2 separate regions of the Mus musculus genome follow, and region 1 is linked to region 2. Evidence: chromatin loops called from intact Hi-C (ENCODE). Cell type or tissue: left cerebral cortex. All regions are shown on one strand. Links, peaks and the distances in the headings refer to the core of each region. The heading gives the core; the rest is flanking DNA.

Region 1 (4,530 bases), core at 164-4,163, 76 kb before region 2:
CGAGCGCCACCACCGCGGGCCCGCAGCCGTTCTGCTGGCTGCCACTACAGCTTAGATCGCAGCCACTAGCGCTTCTGCAGCAGCCAAGGCCGCTACGAAAGCGCAGGGAGCTTGAAAGGAGCGGCTGTCCAGAGGAGCAAGGCTCAGGGAGCGCACCTGGTAAGCATAGCGCTGTTTTTCTTTCTCTCAGCTGTGGAGTTACCAGGGATGTAGGATGCCGCCGGAGCCCCTCCCCCAGTGCAGGGATGGAGAGTGAGCGAGCAAGGGGCGGGTGCTTGGACTAAAGGGACCCAGAAGGGCAGGTGGTGGGCAGGTGGACGACAGGTGAAGCCAGGGATACTAGAAGGTCCTGCAAGTTTAAGAAAGTCACCCCGCAAGGACATGTGCTCTATAAATTAGACATGAATTTAGAGTCAGGAGCCTGGGCTAATGTGGTATGGCTAAATGGGAGGTTTTTGAATATCTTTTTGTTTTCATTCACCTAACTGAAGGATTTCAGTGGGGTTGTTTCCACAGAAAATAGCTAAAATAATCAGTGGCAGAAAAAAATAAATAAAACCAATAAAGCCCCCCCCCCTTCTGTCTCATGCTGGTACATGTGCAATGATAAAGCATGCACTTAGCGAGGGAGGAGAATTTTAGATCTCTGAGGATATTAGATGTTTGGGCTGTAGTAAGCACACTTGCTGATGCTGCACCCCAAAAATGAGACAGGGAAGAAGATTATGGATGGTTTTAAATACTGTATTACAATTCTAAAATGACATTTGAATGACTATAACACCAGGACCAAGAGATTCTCTGGAATCATTAACCCATTTATGAGATGTATCAGCACGTCTGGACCCTTAAAGCTAAGATTATATATTTCTAGCAGTGAAAGGAAGATTTTTTTTAACCTTAAATTTTCTGACAGAACTTTCATAAAGGATGATAATGAAGAACATGGAGATCAAGAGGAAAGAGAGGGGAGTTGAACAGACTCCATGAGCTATGTGTGGTAGTATAGCAAGGAGAGTTGGGTCTGTCAGATTTGGTACCAATGTTCATTCAGTCACACCCTGAGAAGCCCTTAGGCCATTGTCTAGGAAAATATGTGACCTTGAACAAGACTACCAAGCATTGTACACTTATTCTCTCCATCAGGAAAGTGGAAAGCATACTGCATTTTAGGACACTGAAGTCTCACAAAATAGTGTGTGTTTGTATAAGCTTGAAGAATTGTACAGGGAAAGAGGGAAGGGAGATATCCGGAAATACAGGCAAATAGATTGTAAAGATGTTCTCTCTCCAAGTATTTTAACAGCTGTAACGTTCACAGTGCCATTGGATAATGCATGCTGGTTCTATGAAAGGTCTATGGGAAAGGTTGAGTCCAGCCAAACATTCAGGCCCATGCAAAGATTATGGAGTTTTGACAGTTGTTTGGAAAATTTCAAATGCACAAAACTTAAAGTTACATTTTGCTTATTTGCTTGTTTGTTTATTTTATTGTCTAGCGAAGTAGCATTTGAAAAACATATTTTGGTGATAGGTTGTGAAGTTTTGGGGTTTGTTTGTTTGCTTTTATTTAACTTAAGCTTTGAGAAGTTACCTGGGCTTGATTATGGTAAAGAAAATCACATCCTAGTTTCAAGGTTTGTCACTGTGTGGCAAATGAGGATTTTGGAATGAGACAGGAATGTTCTGTAATATGAGTAGAAGGCTTAGGGAGGGAAGAGAAAAGCGATATTTCTCTTAGAGCATGCATGTCTATAGCCCAGTGGGCAGCAGGCAGCTGGCACATACCATGTTGATTCCTCTTCTACTTGACTGGAGAAGTCATCTCTAGCCCTTTTCTGTCAATGCATATTCATTTATAGAATTTGGAGATTTGCATTGCAGATGCTGAGATGGTATGCATTCATAAACTCATCTCCCTGGGTGTCTTCAGCTCCCCCCATCCTGAATGTCTGGCCATGAAACTAGTGTACCCATCCTGATCTGCCCAGGAGTCTGTGTTCCTAAAGGAACTCACTGTGCCACTTGGTGGCACCAAAAAGTTGCGCAGAGAAGTCTCTTCTCTATAAATACTAACTACCACCCCTCCCTCCTCCGCTCTCTCCCCTTCTCCCCTTCCCCCTGTCTCCATAGAGGGGAAGATTGCTGTACATGCCGCCCTCAGCTCCGCTGTTCTGAGCACTCCGAGCACAGGGGATGAGCTTGGGATCATCTTGGGGTTGGGGAAAAGCCCAAGAAAGGAAAAGCTGGCTCAACCCCATTGATTTCTGCTGCCCAACTTTACTCCGGGGGGCTAGCTAAACAGCATCTCACTGCCTGCTGCGTGGCCAACAGGGGGTAAGCTTGCTATGTCTGTGTGCCCAGGTATCTATCCCCAGACCTGTCAAGGATTTAGAAGCTTTAAGCATGCTGATAAGCTCACAGTGTGGTTTGGAGGAGGGGACTTAGATGAATCCGGGGTGGCCAGAGCAGAAGAGGTTCACATCTGCTTCTTTTACAGAAGACCATTATTAATTAAACCTGTTGGTGGAAAAGGCGCGAGCAAGAGGGTAAAGCAGGGGGAGGTATGCAAGGTCTAAGATAGGGATTATGCACGCCTTTGGATCCCCGTGTCTGAGCTCTGAGGAAAGGAGAACATGGTTTAGAATGCAGACTGGCTTACCCAGTCCTTTGGAGAACTCAAAACTGAGAAAGCAAAGGTAGAGAAGGGAAGGAAGGAGAATCACTTCTGGGTAATAGATTGGTTTCTCCTCTGCCTGGGGCGGGGTGGGGTGGGGGTACAGCGTTTGGTGCTGAAAGCACAGCTTGGGATTTATTGTTTCTATCTCAATGTCCTTTGAACGCCCCCAACCCCTAGCGCAACTTCGTGCGCTTTCTTTTTCCTTGGATATAGCTTTCCCTTCCTTCCAGACACAAAGCTACCCAGGGGCAGCAGATCAGAGCGCAGAAGAGGGATCCCAGGCTACAGGGACTTGGAGACAAGGAACCAGGAAAGTTCTACCAAGCAAACTCTAGTTGATGTTTACAGTAGCCTAATCTATTTTGGGACATTTCAGCAGGAAGTAATGGTTGACCTGGGTGATTACCCACCTAGTTGTAGGATGTATGGCTGTTCGTATTTCTCTTTAGAGTGCATGGTGTGGGAAAAGTGACTTTGAGAAAGTGATAACAGATTCTTGTTTTTATTTAGTCAGAATCCTGGAACTGTTTCACCTGAATTAGCTTGGGTATCCAAACAAGTAGGTAGTGCTATGCATCAATTTATTTCTTCATAAGAAATTGGTATTCACAAATGGAAAGGTGGACTCACCTTTCTTTCTTCCTTTCAATATCCAACTTTATATTTTATTGTTTAAATTGCTTAAGAAGTGAACTAGTGATCTCCTGTATTTCTAGTTCTGGTAGCAAATTGGTGCCTATAACAACAGTCTAGTGAGAATGCTTAGCACTAAGGGCACCCCTTCATCCAGCAAAGATTTATTCTGAGTTATTTGACACCTTATTATGAGTTTCAGAGGATATAGGTGTGCTATTTTTTTCTTGTTGTGAGTGCTTTGTGCTCTTCTCTTATGGAGTGGAGGGAATTTCCTCCATTAATTTCTCTGTTAATTCTGTGTAATACATATTAAATTGTCAGTTAGTAATCTTTTTGTCATTTGTGGAACTTTCCATTTTGAAGGATTGTTGGTTTAGAAATAGAAAACTTTGCTTGCCAAACTCACTAGGTTAATGACTTGCATTCTACCAAGTCTGCATCCTTCTCCTGGAAACTTCTTCAGCACCTTGGACAGGTACTCATACTATTCCCTAGGCTTCACTGGACACTTACTGAGCAACAAACCACCACTTAGATAAAAGACTTTTCCTCGTCCTTTACACTTTATGATTAAATGTAAAATTCATGTATTTCAACTGCATCTTCTAGAGCTCCATGATGTTCCATAGCAGTGTTTTACCTGTGGGTTTTATGCCCAAAAAGGACAGAGGAAATCCAAAGAACAAAAAAGAAAAAAGAAAATGAAAATTTAATGTCTATTTATTATAGGCACTCTGAGGTTATTTGGATAAGAATGATATTTGAACACCCCATGTACTTGCTTAAATCTTAACCTGTTATCAAATGTATACACAGACCTTTACCATTGTACACATCATAGCCATTCAGACTGATATCCAGGGAACACTGAAAAATTCAGTAATAGATATTTATCCACGTAAAGAATATCTATGATTTGAGAATACTTGGGTAAGGAGACACCATTTTCTTTCTTTTTTCTGAACTGTTATTTTGTCATGTTTCCTACTAAATTAATTGGCTTCACTAAAAATGTTTACATTTGTGAGTAAATAACTTTCATGATTCTTATTTTATTCAAAATGCATTGAGAATTTTTCAAGGAATGTTGCTATATTGACTTTTTGAAGAATGTTGGGACTATTTATGCATTTAGAAATGGTAAATTAAAACTGAGGATGGCGATGTATAACTTAAATCTCAGCACTTGAAAGGTTGAGGCAGGAAACACAAAA
Region 2 (4,530 bases), core at 229-4,228:
CAGTGTTTGGTCAGGTTTATATACAGAATCCCCCAAAGTTACACATTATTGCTGATGGCCTTGGTTAGCCACTTCAAAGGTGGAAGGCAAGACCCAATTTCTGAAGAAAGCATGCATTTCAGACACAGCACTCAGAGGACCCTGAGGTGAGACAGACCTTAATGCTGCCTTCCTTAGAAATAGTTTTTGTGGTTCCAGAAGGTACCATGGGAATTCCAGAAGAGAAGAGGGAAGCAAATGATCTTCTGCCTCCTCCTCTTCCTCCTCCTCCTCTTCCTCCTCCTCCTCTACCACCACCTCCTCTTCCTTCTCCTTCTTCTTCTGTAAGTAAAACTATTGGAGCAAACAATATTCTTACTCTGCTATGTTGCCAATGAACCATGACATTGACCAGCATGGCATATAATTTCAATGTTGCAGTAGTGGCATAGATACACTGACAGTATCTAAAAGCACTCAACTTGGATGTAAGACACACTCAATAAGAGGAAAAGCATGTCTGGTACCAGAAAAATATCTAACATTTCAGAGCTAGTAAGGTTATGTACCTTAAATAAGAATCTACTATTATCATGTTACTATACCAGCATAATTCCTAACTCTGCCTTAAGTATTTGCACTTATACCACAGATAATTGTAGCTCTCACCCATTTTCAAGGAAACTTTTCTTTGCAATAGACAATACCATTATAAAAAGCCAAAGACATTCAAAACATAGATTTGTGGATCCTAACCCCAATAAATATAGCTACAAAACACTCCTTTTGCCTAAGGTGCAAAGATCATGTTGGTTTAACAAACAAATTTAATACTAAATTCTTATCTAAATCCATGACCCCACGACCCTTGGGAAGTTTGGCATGATTGCCCTACTGTCAAGTGCACCTAAAATCCAATTATATAGCTGTTGTGTAAACCAACAAATGAGTACCACTTATTATACCTTTATGGATACCTCGAATATCTTGTTCTTCATAGGTGTTGTAGCTGGATATACTTATTTGCTTCCCTTGCTTGTCAGAAAGGTATTTTCTGGTGTCACGGAAGTTGAGTAGGAGAAAGAGGATTTCAGGTTAGATCCAATTCAAATAATCGAGTCCACTGTTTTAAGTGTGTGGTGTCTATAGAAATAAAGGGTTATCTTCAACCTCTTAGAGGCAACAAATAGCAACAGTAATAGCCTATATTGTTTGGAACTTATTTGCCCTACTCTTGCTACCATCTTAAAAGAAGGATTCTTGTGACTGATACTGGAGTATTTCTTTTATTATAGTTCTCATGGGGGTTATAGTTCTTGCAGAGATTACTGTCAGCCCAAGTAGTACACATGCATGCATATGTATTAGTGTGCGTGCATGTGTGTGTGTATGTGTTAGACTTGGGGCCTGGTCTTCAGAAAAGTGTCAAGGATGGAGCAGTGAACAAAAATCAGAAAACTTTTAATTTTATATTCTTCTGACAAAGTTGAAGATTTAAAGTACACAAACCCTAAAATATGGTAGTGTATAGTGTATTAAATCAAATACTAAATATTAACCCCTAGCCAAGGTTTACTTAGAAAGACTTTCAATGAGTTGACAAAGCATAGCAGTAGGAGGTGGTTAGAAGTCAGGAGGTATAAAATGTAGAGGATCAGTGCAGCATCCTGGCATCTTTGGGAGTGCAGTGAAGCCTTTGGACTGTTCAGGAAAGAGTGATATTACTCCATTTCTCTTAAGAGAAAGAAGTCTGTGAAAACTTAGGTGATCCTAAAATGTGCAATGAGTAAATATATTAAGTAATCAATTCCATTGTTTTGCTACATTTTACTGATATGAAATACATACAAATTAATGCTACCGTTGCTGCAGGTGGGACGTTTGCATGAATAAAGCAACTAATAAACTTCAGTGACATGTTATCAAGACTATCCATTACAAAATATGTATGTGATTCAATAGGAATCAGAAGCAACAATTATCAATGTTAGTAGCCTCTCATCTCTGAATATTTTTTTAGGAAGCAGGAACCCAAAATAGGATTTTTCTGTGTACTTTACCTAATGTTCTTGAATAGCAAGCTCAATGAACATCCGGTTTGCTAAATATATCCAGCAGCTCTTTCTCTGATGCAAACAGCCTACTCACTTTGATAAAATCTTTCAGCTTGCATGACTTTGTTTAAAAATATATTGGCTTGAAATTCTCAGCTGCTACTTAGGTTTCAAACTACGTTTTTCTTAACATGGATACAGTTAGGAAAGGTATAAGCCAAAAACGTTTCAATTTGAAAGAGAAATTAATTTAAACCAAGATGTTTAGAGGAATTTGTAAGCTTTAAGCACTCACTTTGTGCCACATGCCAATAAGGAGTGTTATTACCCTACTTAAAGAACAATCCAGAGGGAAAGGAAAAGCCACAGTGCCTAGGAGTACAGCTGCTTTTGTTTTCATGTGAGTATATTATGAAATGATAATATTAAGAACAAAAAGGATTCAGAATGTTCTGTTCCTTTCCTATGACAATTGGTCAAAATATGTTATTTTTCTTAATTTTACTGTTAATAACTTGGTGTTAAAACCTTTGGATGATGTCAAATAGAGCATTCTAGACAGTTTTTTGGTAATAAAAATTTATATTAGGAAAATTGTACATGGAGAGCTCACACATGATTACCAGTTTACCAGTAATATTCAACAGTTTATGCAAAGGGAGCAGAAGCTTGGCAGCAGCACAGCTGAGAAACACTCCAGTTACCACAAAGCGGGTTCAAGTCCTTACTTTTAATAGCAACATTCATTTCCCTACTGTATATCCAGCATGTTCTTCATTTCTGTAATTTTGTCATCTTAAGAATAGTATGTAAAAGGAACCATACAGGATATAATTTGGGGAATATTTGCCCTTTCACATACCATAGCTCTCTGGAAATTTGTGGATGTTTCTTAGTTGTTAGCATCCACTCACTGCTTTTTATTAGTGGCCATGGGTTTACCACCCATTAAACTCATACTGTTGGAATAAATCTCACCTGATTTCAGTTTCTGACTATAATAATTAAAGCTGACATAAACAGTCAAGCAGGGTTTGTCTGCTCTTGGCTCTTCAGAATCAATATGAGAAATACAGCTCCCGGGTTGTATGATATCAGAAAACTTACTTTGGCATTTGGTTTTCAGAGAAACTAGTCAAATTGCTTTCCAGAGACACTAGGCTTTTTTACTTCCTAGCAGTATTGTCTGACTTTATGAATGTTTAGAAACGTCCTGTTTTTATCTTAGTCCTTTTCTTAAGAGAAGTGATATCTTATTGTGGTTTTAATGTGCATTCCCTGATGGGTAACACTTTTGAAGTTCTCTCTCTCTCTCTCTCTCTCTCTCTCTCTCTCTCTCTCTCTCTCTCTCTCTCTCATGTATGTGTGTATGTGTTTAATTTTGGTATCATTATATTGCCATTGCTTAAATTTCTCATCAGAACTTTGCTCATACTAAAACCAGCGGTTGTATATTTGCAAGGTGTTGCTTTGTTCTATCAATTTGATACAAGCTAATGTCATCTTTGAAGAAAGAACCTTAACTGAAAAACTGCTTCTATCAGATTGCCTAGGCAAAGTCTGTGGAGGCATTTTATTCTAAGGATTGATGTGGTTGGGGTGTTCATACCGTTGTGGGTAGTGCCACTCCTGGGCAAGAGTTCATGGGTTGTATATGAATGCAAATAGAACAAGCCATGGAAAGTAAGTCAGAAATCCACATTTCTTCAAAGTCTCTACTCAGTTCCGGTAACCAGGTTCCTGCTCTGAGTGAGTACTATCTTGCTTGCCTTTTGGCCATGTTGCTTATTATAGAAATTAAAGGCAAATTTGGAGTTGGACAACTGGAATTTGTCAACTATTTACTTTTCAGAATTTTAATATATTCTAGAACTAATAGTTTGCTGAATGTGTAGGTGAAAATATTTCCTAACTTGTAGCTTGATTTTGTTTGTTTATTTATTATAATCCTCTCAATAAGGTCTTGAGCAGGGCAATTGTTAATTTTTTAATAAAGCTAAGCTCACCAATTTTCTCCTCTATGTATTTCACTCTTGATGTCCCTACAATGCTTTTGAATTTGTTTTGTAATTATATATAGTTGCATGTTTTAAACGGAAATATCATCAATCTTACATTTTCTGTGTAAAGCCACTGTTTGTGTGTGTCTTTCGTTGTTGTTGTTTGCTTGCTTGTTTGTTTGTTTTGCTTTGCTTTTTGTTTGCTGTTGTTTTCAAACTCCTCCCTTTGATACTCACATTCTCTGGCATCATTTGTTGAAAGGAATGTTACTTCCGCTAAACTGCTTTAGCATATTTGCCAAAAATCAAGAGAATGTGAGAAATTCCCTCTGATTCTTGGCTCTGGTCCACTGGTGTACATGTCTGAACACCTGCCAGAAGTAAACATCATTTATTGCAGTGACAAGAGTGAGCAAGTCTGAAACCAAAAAACATGATTTTATGCTGTTTTTCAAACTTATTTTATGTTCTGATCATTTCACCTTTTACTTGAATAC

The links. A loop is a pair of places that touch in the nucleus more often than their neighbours do. Peaks named below come from ENCODE experiments on the same cell type or tissue, not always from the same donor. Only the 100,000 strongest peaks of a DNase experiment are listed, where the experiment ranks them.
Region 1: it touches region 2 in a loop (3-fold over the local background); 2 of 42 quality-filtered maps call a loop at or near these places.

What each region holds. Positions count from the first base shown.
Region 1 is chr7:87,584,382-87,588,911 of GRCm38, forward strand. It overlaps Grm5 (glutamate receptor, metabotropic 5), which reads left to right. Exons shown (of 11, transcript NM_001143834.1): 1 at 1-159. Among named protein-coding and RNA genes, the nearest start is that of Grm5, 2.5 kb to the left of the region's middle. In left cerebral cortex, for the core only: a CTCF peak has its summit at 2,017 (motif pointing right); DNase peaks (open chromatin) are centred at 1,098, 2,058 and 2,950; H3K4me3 peaks cover 4,000 bases; H3K27ac peaks cover 2,977 bases.
Region 2 is chr7:87,659,891-87,664,420 of GRCm38, forward strand. All of the region lies in intron 3 of Grm5 (glutamate receptor, metabotropic 5), which reads left to right. Among named protein-coding and RNA genes, the nearest start is that of Grm5, 78 kb to the left of the region's middle. In left cerebral cortex, for the core only: no CTCF peak of the experiment used is centred there; a DNase peak (open chromatin) is centred at 2,104; H3K27ac peaks cover 297 bases.